2 separate regions of the Homo sapiens genome follow, and region 1 is linked to region 2. The links are chromatin loops, found by intact Hi-C in ENCODE. Cell type or tissue: heart left ventricle. All regions are shown on one strand.

Region 1 (5,000 bases), 120 kb before region 2:
GGCGTGAGCCACCGTGCCTGGCCCATCGGACACACTTCTTACTGATATGGTTTGGCTGTGTCCCCACCCAAATCTCATCTTGAATTATAGCTCCCATAATTCCCACGTGTTGTGGGAGGGACCCAGTGGGGGATAATTGAATCATGAGGGTGGTTTCCCCCATACTGTTCTGATGGTAGTGAATAAGCCTCCTGAGAGCTGGTGGTTTCATAAGGGGAAACCCCTTTTGCTCGGCTCTCGTCTCTCTCTTGCCTGCCGCCATGTAAGATGTGCCTTTCACCTTCTGCCATGATTGTGAGGCCTCCCCAGCCACTTGGAACTGTGAGTCCATTAAACCTCTTTTTGTTTATAAATTACCCAGCCTAGGGTATGCCTTTATCAGCAGCATGAAAAACGAACTAAGGCACCTACTGTATTTGTTTTCTTGTCTGTGCACCACTGCGGAACTGTGAGCTCCCAGAGTGCACAGATATGTGCCAGACACCAAGATCAGAATGGGTGCTTCGCAGTGCTCAATACATTATTTATTGAATGACTTAATGTAGAATGACTAGTTACACAGTTCAGGTGCTAGGAGGCAGTATAAAAGTCAGAGAGCAAATGCTTTAAGAAACTGTAGTATACACCAGGAAATGCAATTCTTTAGTTAGATACCTTCTCCTTTCAGTAAAATTATGTTCAGTGCTGTAAATAGGCAACTTTCAGTGATTTGTTTTTCAAACAAGTGGCTTTTTATCTTTTCCTCTTGACAGTGAGTGTCTCTCCATGTGTGAAGTATTTTCTCCTCTCATATCTGTGAAGTCCTGCTTGTAAGTGTTTCGGTTATGCAACATTTCATGGGGAATTTGAGCACTGGAATTCTTGGTCGCTAGTTAGGTGGGTCTTACCGCATTTGTCAGAAAGGAATGCGTCCATCAGGTTGGTTGACGGGTTGGTTGACGGTCTGCAAGTTGCAGTCTTGGCACAGGCACCCATCAAAATGACACACGGTGACTCTGGTTTCTTCCAGCATCCCCGAGATGAAGATGAAAAACTGTTGCATAGCAGGTGGATCTTGCTAGAAGCTCTCCAGCCATGTGATTAGTTTATTTGCTCATTTTTTTTTTCCTTTTAATATAAATATATCAGAATTCAGGCTGGTTTCAGAACCTGGCATCAGGAATGGAATTTAAAAAAAAAATTGGTTCAGATGTATCATTCCTCCAATTGGCATATATAAAAAGAATAGTGTGGCTCTTGCCTGGTAATACTGGCACTTTGGGAAGCCAAGGTGGGAAGATTGCTTTACTCCAGGGATTTGAGACCAGGCTGGGCAGCATAGTGAGACCCCGCCTATACAACAGATTTTTTTTAATTAGCTGAACATGGTGGTGTGCACCTGTAGTGCCAGCTACTCGGGAAGCTGAGGCAGGAAGATCCTTTGAGCCCGGGAGGTTGAGGCTGTAGAAAACCACGATTGTGCCAGTGCACTTCAGCCTGGGCAACAGAGCGAGACCCTGTATCAAAATAAAAAAAAAAAAAGTGCTTGTTACTGTCCTCTTTATGCCAGTTCCTTTAGGTTGCACATTCGTGTTTCTTTTTTATTTTTATTATCTTTTTTTTTTTTTTTTTTTTTTTTTTTTGAGATGGAGTCTCGCTCTGTTGCCCAGGCTGGAGTGCAGTGGCACGATCTTGGCTCACTGCAAGCTCCACCTCCCAGGTTCACGCCATTCTCCTGCCTCAGCCTCCTGAGTAGCTGGGACTACAGGCGCCCGCTACCACGCCTGGCTAATTTTTTGTATTTTTAGTAGAGATGGGGTTTCACCATGTTAGCCAGGATGGTCTCGATCTCCTGACCTCGTGATCTGCCCGCCTCTTCCTCCCAAAGTGCTGGGATTACAGGCGTGAGCCATCGCGCCCAGCCTATTACCATTTTTTTTTGAGACGGAGTCTCTCTCTGTCCCCCGGGCTGGAGGGCAGTGGCGCGATCCTGGCTCACTGCAACTTCTGTCTCCCAGGTTTAAGCGATTCTCGTGCCTCAGCCTCCCAAGTAGCTGGCCACAGGCGTGCATCACCATGCCTGGCTAATTTTTGTATTTTTAGTAGAGATGGGTTTCACCATGTTGGCCAGGCTGGTCTCAAACTCCTGACCTCAAGCGATCCGCCTGCCTCTGCCTCCGAAAGTGCTGGGACTACAGGCATGAGCCACTGTGCCCAGCCTCATGTTTCTTTTGACAGATAACATTTAATAGTAATAAATAAGTGGTAATAAGTAATAAATAATAATTGAGTGCTTTTCACATTCCAGGTGCTGAGCTGTTTTGCATTTCACGCCCCTCATCTTCATTTATATTGTTGTTCTTAATTATCCCCATTTTACCGATGAGGAAAGGGAGATTGTAACCACCCCGAGGCTGCACAGCTAATACCCAGAGAGCAGAATTTCGCCACATGCGAAGATTCTAGCTAATCCTAAAATCTGTTTTTCACCAGACGACGCCGGCCCTTCCGGCTTGTCGTGCAGCACGGCATTATCTGGTACCCACCATTTGTATCCCGGCATCATTTATCTTCTCCCTACCTTGTTGCCAAGGCACGTGTGGGTCCCTAACGGCTGGAAACACCAATTATTCAAGACACCCTAAGGGAGACCAGAAGGAAAGCGATATTTAAGAAATGCAGGCACAGAAAAATTTAAGCATTTTAGACTCATTCTCCATCAGAAACAGGGAGGTCTTTGAAGAGGCTGCTTTTGTAAAAATTGCCAGCTGTACCCGGTCAGCACATTTTTGTTGTCTAACATTTGTTCTCAACCAGCAATTAGTCAATGACTCTAGAATTTCAGCGCAGATCCGATGAGTATAGAGGACGCGGTGTACGCCCTGTGTTGCCATGGCAACGCAGGCATGCACATCCTCCTCCCTTGGCTGCAGTGTGGTGGTGAACAGCACTCCGGTTGCTTAAGTGCTGTCTGCAGACACAAAGATGTGTTTGCCTGGTGAAATTACAGAGCTTTTCTTTCTACTTTTTAAGAATTTTCTACACTTTCTCCAATAAGTATGTGTTTTATAAGGAAAACAACAAAACAAGCAAACATGTTTATAGGTCTGCAGAGAAGAAGAGTTCTTGTAAACAGTGTTGAATATTCATGGTTCCCAAGATCGGCCATTTCCCCGGCCTTTCACCGGTGAGAAGTAAGGCATCTGCTCTGGCCAGTGGCTTGCGTTCCATTGGTCACCCTTGGCATTGCTTCACATATGTTTGCGGCTGCCCTTTTTTAACCCCTTGGTGAATGTGATGTAGGAGGCAGAAGAAAGGCCTTCTGTTCTCCACAACAGCAGACCGCTGAGAGCCGATCATGTATCTGTTTTTAAGGAAAGCAAAACCTGTTTGCCAGAGATGAACATCCTTCACCCTGGAGCCAGCATCTGGTAGATTTGGGGGTTTGGGGATGGCAGGAATGAGTTACTCGATTCAGAGACCAAGAACTACTTCTGTGAAAGCATCATCTGGGTTTATGTTTGGAATGTCTAGTATCACATCCATAATGAACCTTTTTTTAAAAAAGTGGGCATCAGAATGAATCTTGCATGTCACCAAATCGAAAGCCAATCCTGAGTCATAGAAGCATTGACTGGTGCCAGAACTTCAAAGAAAGAAGGAACACTGCTTACCTTAAATTTTAATTGTTTACAGTTGTTTGCAAACCTTTTGGCTTGGTGGCTCACGCCTTTAATCCCAGCACTTTGGGAGGCTGAGACGGGCAGATCACCTGAGGGTCAGGGGATCGAGACCAGTGTGGCCAACATGGTGAAACCCCGTCTCTACTAAAATACAAAAAATTAGCCTGGCATGGTGGCGCACGCCTGCAGTCCCAGCTACTGAGGAGGCTGAGGCAGGGGGATCGCTTGAGGCGGAGGCTGCAGTGAGCTGAGATCACGCCACTGCACTCCAGCCTGATGACAGAGCAAAGCAAGACTGCCTCTTGAAAAAAAAAAAAAAAAAAAAAAAGCACTGCTTACCTTAAATTATAATTGTTTACGAACCTGTTTCACACATATTATCTCATCTGGCCCATGAGACTGGCAGGTGAGAAAAATGGGTATTAAATTATTGTTTACATCCCACTGACAAAAATAAACAGGGTCAGCTGGGTAAGGGACGTTTCCCGGATTCGTTAAGGGGCAGAAGTGGGACCACGGTGAGTTCGTTTGTTTCCAAATCCAGAGCCCCCCCTTCCCTGCCCAGACCCAGGGCTGCCCCTAGACCATGCAGGGGAATGCTAGGTGGGAAATAGGACATTTTGTTGAAGCCCGATGCATGATTTAGCCCACCAGTACTTGGGTTCTAATATTCCATTGTGTGCTAAAAACAATGTACTTGGATCAAACTTTACCTTATATTCATGCAATCTCACAGTTATGTGGAAATCTAGCTATTATACAGAATTATTAGTCTACCTTTAGGGCTCCCCACAGCAACAAGCAAACTCACAGAGCCCAGGGCAGGAGGAGCTGTTCTGACTTCAGGCGGCCTTGCCAGGAGCCCGTTGGCCTGGGTGGAGCCCGTTGGCCTGGGTGTCCACTGTCAGAGGATGGAGATTGATCTGGGGTTACCTTTTTCAGCCTTTGCTTTGTTTGTCACCTGAAGGGGCTGGATCCTGAGCCCTGTAAGGCCCCCTTCGGCTGGTGCACACAAGAGGACAGCTTTGAGCCTCCACCAAGGTCTCTGGATTCCACTTTAAGTGCGGGCTTGGGTGTGGGAAGCTGCAGGCCAGCCTCGAGGGCAGCCTCCTGGAGGTGGAAGGGCAGCGGGGCGCGAGACTGCTGCGCTGGTGGGATGCTTGGATTCCCAGGCCCCAAGTCACTATCGGGGAACGTTCTTTGAGGTTTAATAGTATTTTAGGATTTTTTAAAGGATAGATAATATCTAGATGTTGTGTTCTACCAAAACAAATATTGTTCTTTTGGAAATATGTTAGACCAAAAAAATGCATCTAGATCTTCGAGTTTTGACTTGGA
Region 2 (5,000 bases):
AACAAAACCGTTCTTTAAGAGGAAAATGGAGACTAGAGCCTAGAAAGTTTCACGTATGTAATTACAAATCATTTTTCCTAGAGAAATTTTACCCCAAAAGTGTTCTGAGGCTGTGGGTGCATTTACCTGTTTATTGCGGATTAACAGAGCCATTGAATCTATCCCAATGGAACCACCATCACACACTTTCACCTGTGTTCACTGCTCCTCCCGTCTGCCCATGTCTTTGGCCTTGATCACGCCATCTCTCTGGAAGCCCAGCTCCAGGTCCAGGAAACCAGATTATAGCAGACCACTGTGCCCCTGGCCAGGGAACCGCCTGCTCTGGTCTGGAAGCCCCGGGGCCATGCTCGCTGTGTTAGTCAATGCTCTTTTGGTTGCATGAGATAGTTGACCAACTTAGGTTAGCTAAAATAGAAAGGCAGGGAGGGGGTGGGCCAGTGGTGAATTATTAACTTCTTAACTTGCATCTCTGGAGCTGCCAAGGGGATGGATTTAGTTTTAGAAAGACCCTAATCTCCTGATGCACTGAAGTTCTTGAGGAGCCCTCTCCCCCATTTCTTGCCTGTGTTGGGTGGGCATCATGCCCAGCAAGGTCTCCCCACTTGGTAGCAAGCCCTTCATGGTGGTTTCGGTCCTTAGTGCTCAGATGTGGTGAGGAGGGAAAGGTGAGGATTTTTGTCAATAGCTACAGCAAAAGACTCTAAGTCAGTTCCATGTGGCCTCATTTGAGTCAGGTGCTTTTCCCTAAAACAATCAGTATCACAGGTTGGAGGGGATGTTTTGATTGTTCTGTCCCTTCGGGTGGGGAGATGAGGTCAGCCTAATTGAGCTGAGTGGCTTGAGCAGGAGTATGATAGACTAGGGCTGGGCAGAAGGTGGACTCCAGAAAAGGCCGGGAGGCAAGTCCCAACCCTGTGTCTTCAGGGTTTGTCCGTTTTAAACATTTTAGCCAGGGTGGGGCTGGGGGGAGGGGGTGTTGTGCAATGCAGTTCTCTTTCCTAATTCACAGATCACGTTACACCCAGCTTGCACGGTTTGAACTTGGGTGCTAAAGGAGAAGCACCTGGGGTATGTTTGAATTCACCCCAAAGCTACCTCTGGTAAGTGTCTCCTTGTGACTTTTACAGTCTCACTTGGGCTGTGGACCTCTGACATTTTCAGGCAAGTTTTTGCTTCTTAATCTCCAATGCTGAAAGCTTAGTCTTTGGAATGTTATACATTGTTTGGATCTTAAAAATGTCAGCTCACAAAATAATGTTTTTACATCCTTCCTCCAACATCATCAACCGCATTAGCTCACCACCACTCCTCCTCTCCGCTTCTCCCCCAACCTGTTTTATCGGTGTCAGGAAAGGGGAGCGATCAGTCTCTCAGGAGGTACCCATATTGATCATAATATAGCCTTTCTTAGGCGTAGCAGTCCAGCAATCAGGGTTCAATGGTTTCCTCTGGAAGGTAGCATACTGAAAAAGACGAAGTGCAGAGAAAAGACAGGGTGGGGGTGCAGCATGTCTAGTTTGGGGGCCTGGCTGTGGGTCAGAATGGAGAGATTGACACTTCAGAGAAGGCCGGGAATGAAATTGAATGTGCAGAGCACACGTTCCACTCAGCACCGATTAGAGCTGGGATTGCCTCTCGCAACTCCCCAAAGAAAATGCTGCGTCCTTGTAAGACCGTGTCTGCCCAGTGGGGGCCTGGACACTAAGTGCCACTTCTCTGCCCATGGCAAATTCCAAGGGCCAGGACGATGGAGACAAGGGAAGTAGAAGTTGAAAGAAACTCCCAACGGCAAATTAGGTCGAGTGCCAGAAAGAATTACATCAGGAGAATCTGAGATGTAGTGAAAGTGCCCCCAAGCTCCCCGCTCCATTTCATGTGCTACTGGCTGGCTGTGAGATCTGAAAAGGACTGGGCCCAGACTCTGTGTGTGTGTGTGTGTGTGTGTGTGCGTGCTCTTAAATCAATGTAAATTAGGCTATATACAGCTGCCAATAATCTGCAAAAGATGACAGTTTCATATGATTCCAATGGCTTAAACTAACAAATTCATGAATGATTGACCCAGACCAGAAATGGAAACCTGATTCAACTCACAGTGTAGTCCTTTATCCATGCTTGTTGGCTTCTGGAACGCACAGTGTTCAGGAGGATTCTGAGGCAGGGTCTGTGTGCAGGAGGAGTGCTAGTGTGAGAGCTGCTGGTGCCTGCCCTGGGTCCGAAAGCTGGTGGTGGTCTGTTCTTGTTGTATGAGGGCAGCCCATGTCGCCAGCATTTATTTTCTGAGCCCCATTTCTTAATGTTGTATATTTTTTTAAAAATTAACACCACCATAAGCAAGAAGGAAAAAATCAACACTTGCTCTTTGAAGGCCAAATACATTGAAATGAAAGCGTGCCTAGTGGAGCAAGAGCGGGGCGGGGAGGAGGGGAAGCCAGCCTGCAGCATTGCCCTCTAGACACTAAGAAGAAGGGAGTAGGTTTAGGTTGGATGAAGAAGGGAGGTTTGGAGCCTGGACGAGAGCAGGGGTTGTGGAGGAATGGTCAAAACCCAGGCGTGATGTGACCACACCATCTGGCAGGGGACCAGGCCAGCTGCTGTGTGGGTCTTCCATGTCCCAGGGACGGAGAGAGGAGAAGTGGGGTTGGCCAGGCAGAGGCATGATAAGAGTCAGAGTGGCTGGGCTCCAGGGCTCCAGCCAGGCTATTAGCAGGAGCACTGGCTTTGGAGGGGGACCTAAGAGGACAGATAGGGGAATCCCCAGGCCACCTCTGGACCTTGACATTGACTAATGGGATGAGCTGCTGGAACCCATCACCATGAAGCCCCCTGCACTAACTAGGGCGTGTGCCCCTTGAGGAGCCGCATCCGCTTATTGGGCCTAAGAAAAACTGATTCCCAGGTGTGTTTGGGCCGTCTAGAACCATGTGACCTGGCAGCCACTTCAACTTGGGCAGCATCTCGGCTGGGAGCCCCAGGGAGCCTGGCAGTACCTCAGTGGCAGATGCAGCTCGTTCCAAGATGTTCCAGAGGCAGGAGGTTCCTGGAAGAACCACTGGGCCTTGCAGGGTCAGCTCAGCCTGAGAGCCAGTGACCCCCTCCCCCAGGAGGATGCTGTAGGGGCAGTCTCACGGCGGTCTCACCTCTGCCACCTGTGGATGAGAGGCTGGACCGGGTCTTGGTGCTTTCCAGCTCAGGGCGTTGGTCCACTTGGTTATTCTTGGGGACCAAAATCCAAGCTAGGATGGGGACAGAGGCCTGGAGACAACCTGCTGGCCTCCTTCCATTAAAGCCATTACAGTGTCACCACAGGATTGTAAGAATTACAAATGCGTTTTCCAGAGTCCCCAGAGAAAAAGGAGTCTGGCAGTTAGAAGAGTAAAGTGCATCTGTCAACAAAAGAAATACCAAAGATGAGACTACAGCAGCGACTTGTCACCTCTTCCGTGTTGCTACTGCCTGAGAACAGAGGTTTTTAGTTTCTTTAAAGGGTTGTAAACATAAAAACAAAGAAGGATACAACATGCAAGGCCTAAAATGTTTACTTTCTGGCCTTTTACACAGGCAGTTCGCCAGCCCCCTACCCTACAGTATGGAAAAAAGGCATAGAACAGTCAAATCACGTAGGATTTCTTAGTTTCTCCATGCAGGCTCATCGAATAGCAACCATCCTTTCTTAGTTTCTTGAAACAAGTACCTTATTTACATTCAGAGAATTATATGTGGACAAACAGCTCATAAGCCCGTACTTTTACATACTCACTTCCTGAATTGCATATTGAAAAAGAGAGTTCATGTAAAGCCGATTATTATTTAATCTAAAGTTATGTTCACATAGGAAGCACTAGTGTAGAGAAATAGGGTCTGAGGGACAAGGAGCCTGTGTGCCCGTGTCGGCAGCCGAGTAACTGCCAAGGGTCCCCTGCTTGGCACTCTGCTGTCCCACTTGCTTCCTGCCCTCTCTGGATTCTAACACTTGTGCCATTGTGCATCCGTCTCAGGTCATGGTGCTGTTACTTGGTGAGAAAGCATTATTTAAATACCCCAGATGAGGAGTTAGGCACTTTCTCCAGTTTTGCAATGCTCTTTTGTTTACCTTTTAAAAAAAAAAAAAAAAAAAAACGAGACAAGGTCTCACTCTGTCACCTGGGCTGGAGTGCAGTGGTGCCATCATAGCCCACTATACCTTGAACTCCTGGGTTCAAGCGATCTTCTTGACTTGGCCTCCCAAAGTGCTGGTATTACAGGTGTGAGCTACCATGCCATTTACCTTTTTTATGCTTAAAATAAATGTATAAAATATTAAAAATCATTTTCCTCCCAAGAACCAAACGTGTATTACTAAATATGTTTAGTTGACCATGCAGGCTATTTGAGAGACAGTGGGAGATGCTGAAATATTCAAGCACCACTGTTTTGGTGGGTATCGGAAGATTTTCAATCAATAGTTTACTTATTTGGTTATGTATTAGGTTGTATTGGGTGGGGCCAATCATTATGTGACTATTTTTTTCTTCAGAGTGGTGATTGAAAAGCAGCCCCCAACCGTTTTCTCCGAGAGGTGCATGCTGAGCCTGCCTGCAGCTTACCCCCAACCCCCAGCCCCTAGCCCGGCTCTCCTTGTCTTACATGAGTCAGTTTCCTTCTGCTGCTATTCTGGACAAAAACCTCTATCAGGACAGAGACCTTGTCTTGTTCACCCTATTCCTGGCATCAAGGCTGTGTCTGACATGTAATGGGGATGGCTGTTTGTTTGGTGGTGGTTGAGATGACCAAGATGTTCTTGACCTGTGTAGGGTGGTAGTGGAGAAACAGGCACAGGCCCTTGTGGTGTAGTTGCGAAAAAGGAGCTCACACTAATGGGAACCAGATTGTATCATTGGCTGAGTATACAGCAGATGCGTTCCCCTTTGTTATTTTATCACTTGCTTACCTGGAAGCTCTGGTCTGACTTTAGGAACATGCCACACACTTGGATAAACATGGACTCCTTTACTAGA

Evidence for each region. A loop is a pair of places that touch in the nucleus more often than their neighbours do. Peaks named below come from ENCODE experiments on the same cell type or tissue, not always from the same donor. Only the 100,000 strongest peaks of a DNase experiment are listed, where the experiment ranks them.
Region 1: a loop joins it to region 2, with 3 times the contacts of the local background. A loop is called at or near these places in 3 of 110 quality-filtered maps.

The regions. Positions count from the first base shown.
Region 1 is chr2:235,602,979-235,607,978 of GRCh38, forward strand. All of the region lies in intron 1 of AGAP1 (ArfGAP with GTPase domain, ankyrin repeat and PH domain 1), which reads left to right. Among named protein-coding and RNA genes, the nearest start is that of TNRC17, 88 kb to the left of the region's middle. In heart left ventricle, no CTCF peak of the experiment used is centred here; a DNase peak (open chromatin) is centred at 2,883; H3K27ac peaks cover 672 bases.
Region 2 is chr2:235,726,377-235,731,376 of GRCh38, forward strand. All of the region lies in intron 3 of AGAP1 (ArfGAP with GTPase domain, ankyrin repeat and PH domain 1), which reads left to right. Among named protein-coding and RNA genes, the nearest start is that of TNRC17, 210 kb to the left of the region's middle. In heart left ventricle, no CTCF peak of the experiment used is centred here; a DNase peak (open chromatin) is centred at 2,605.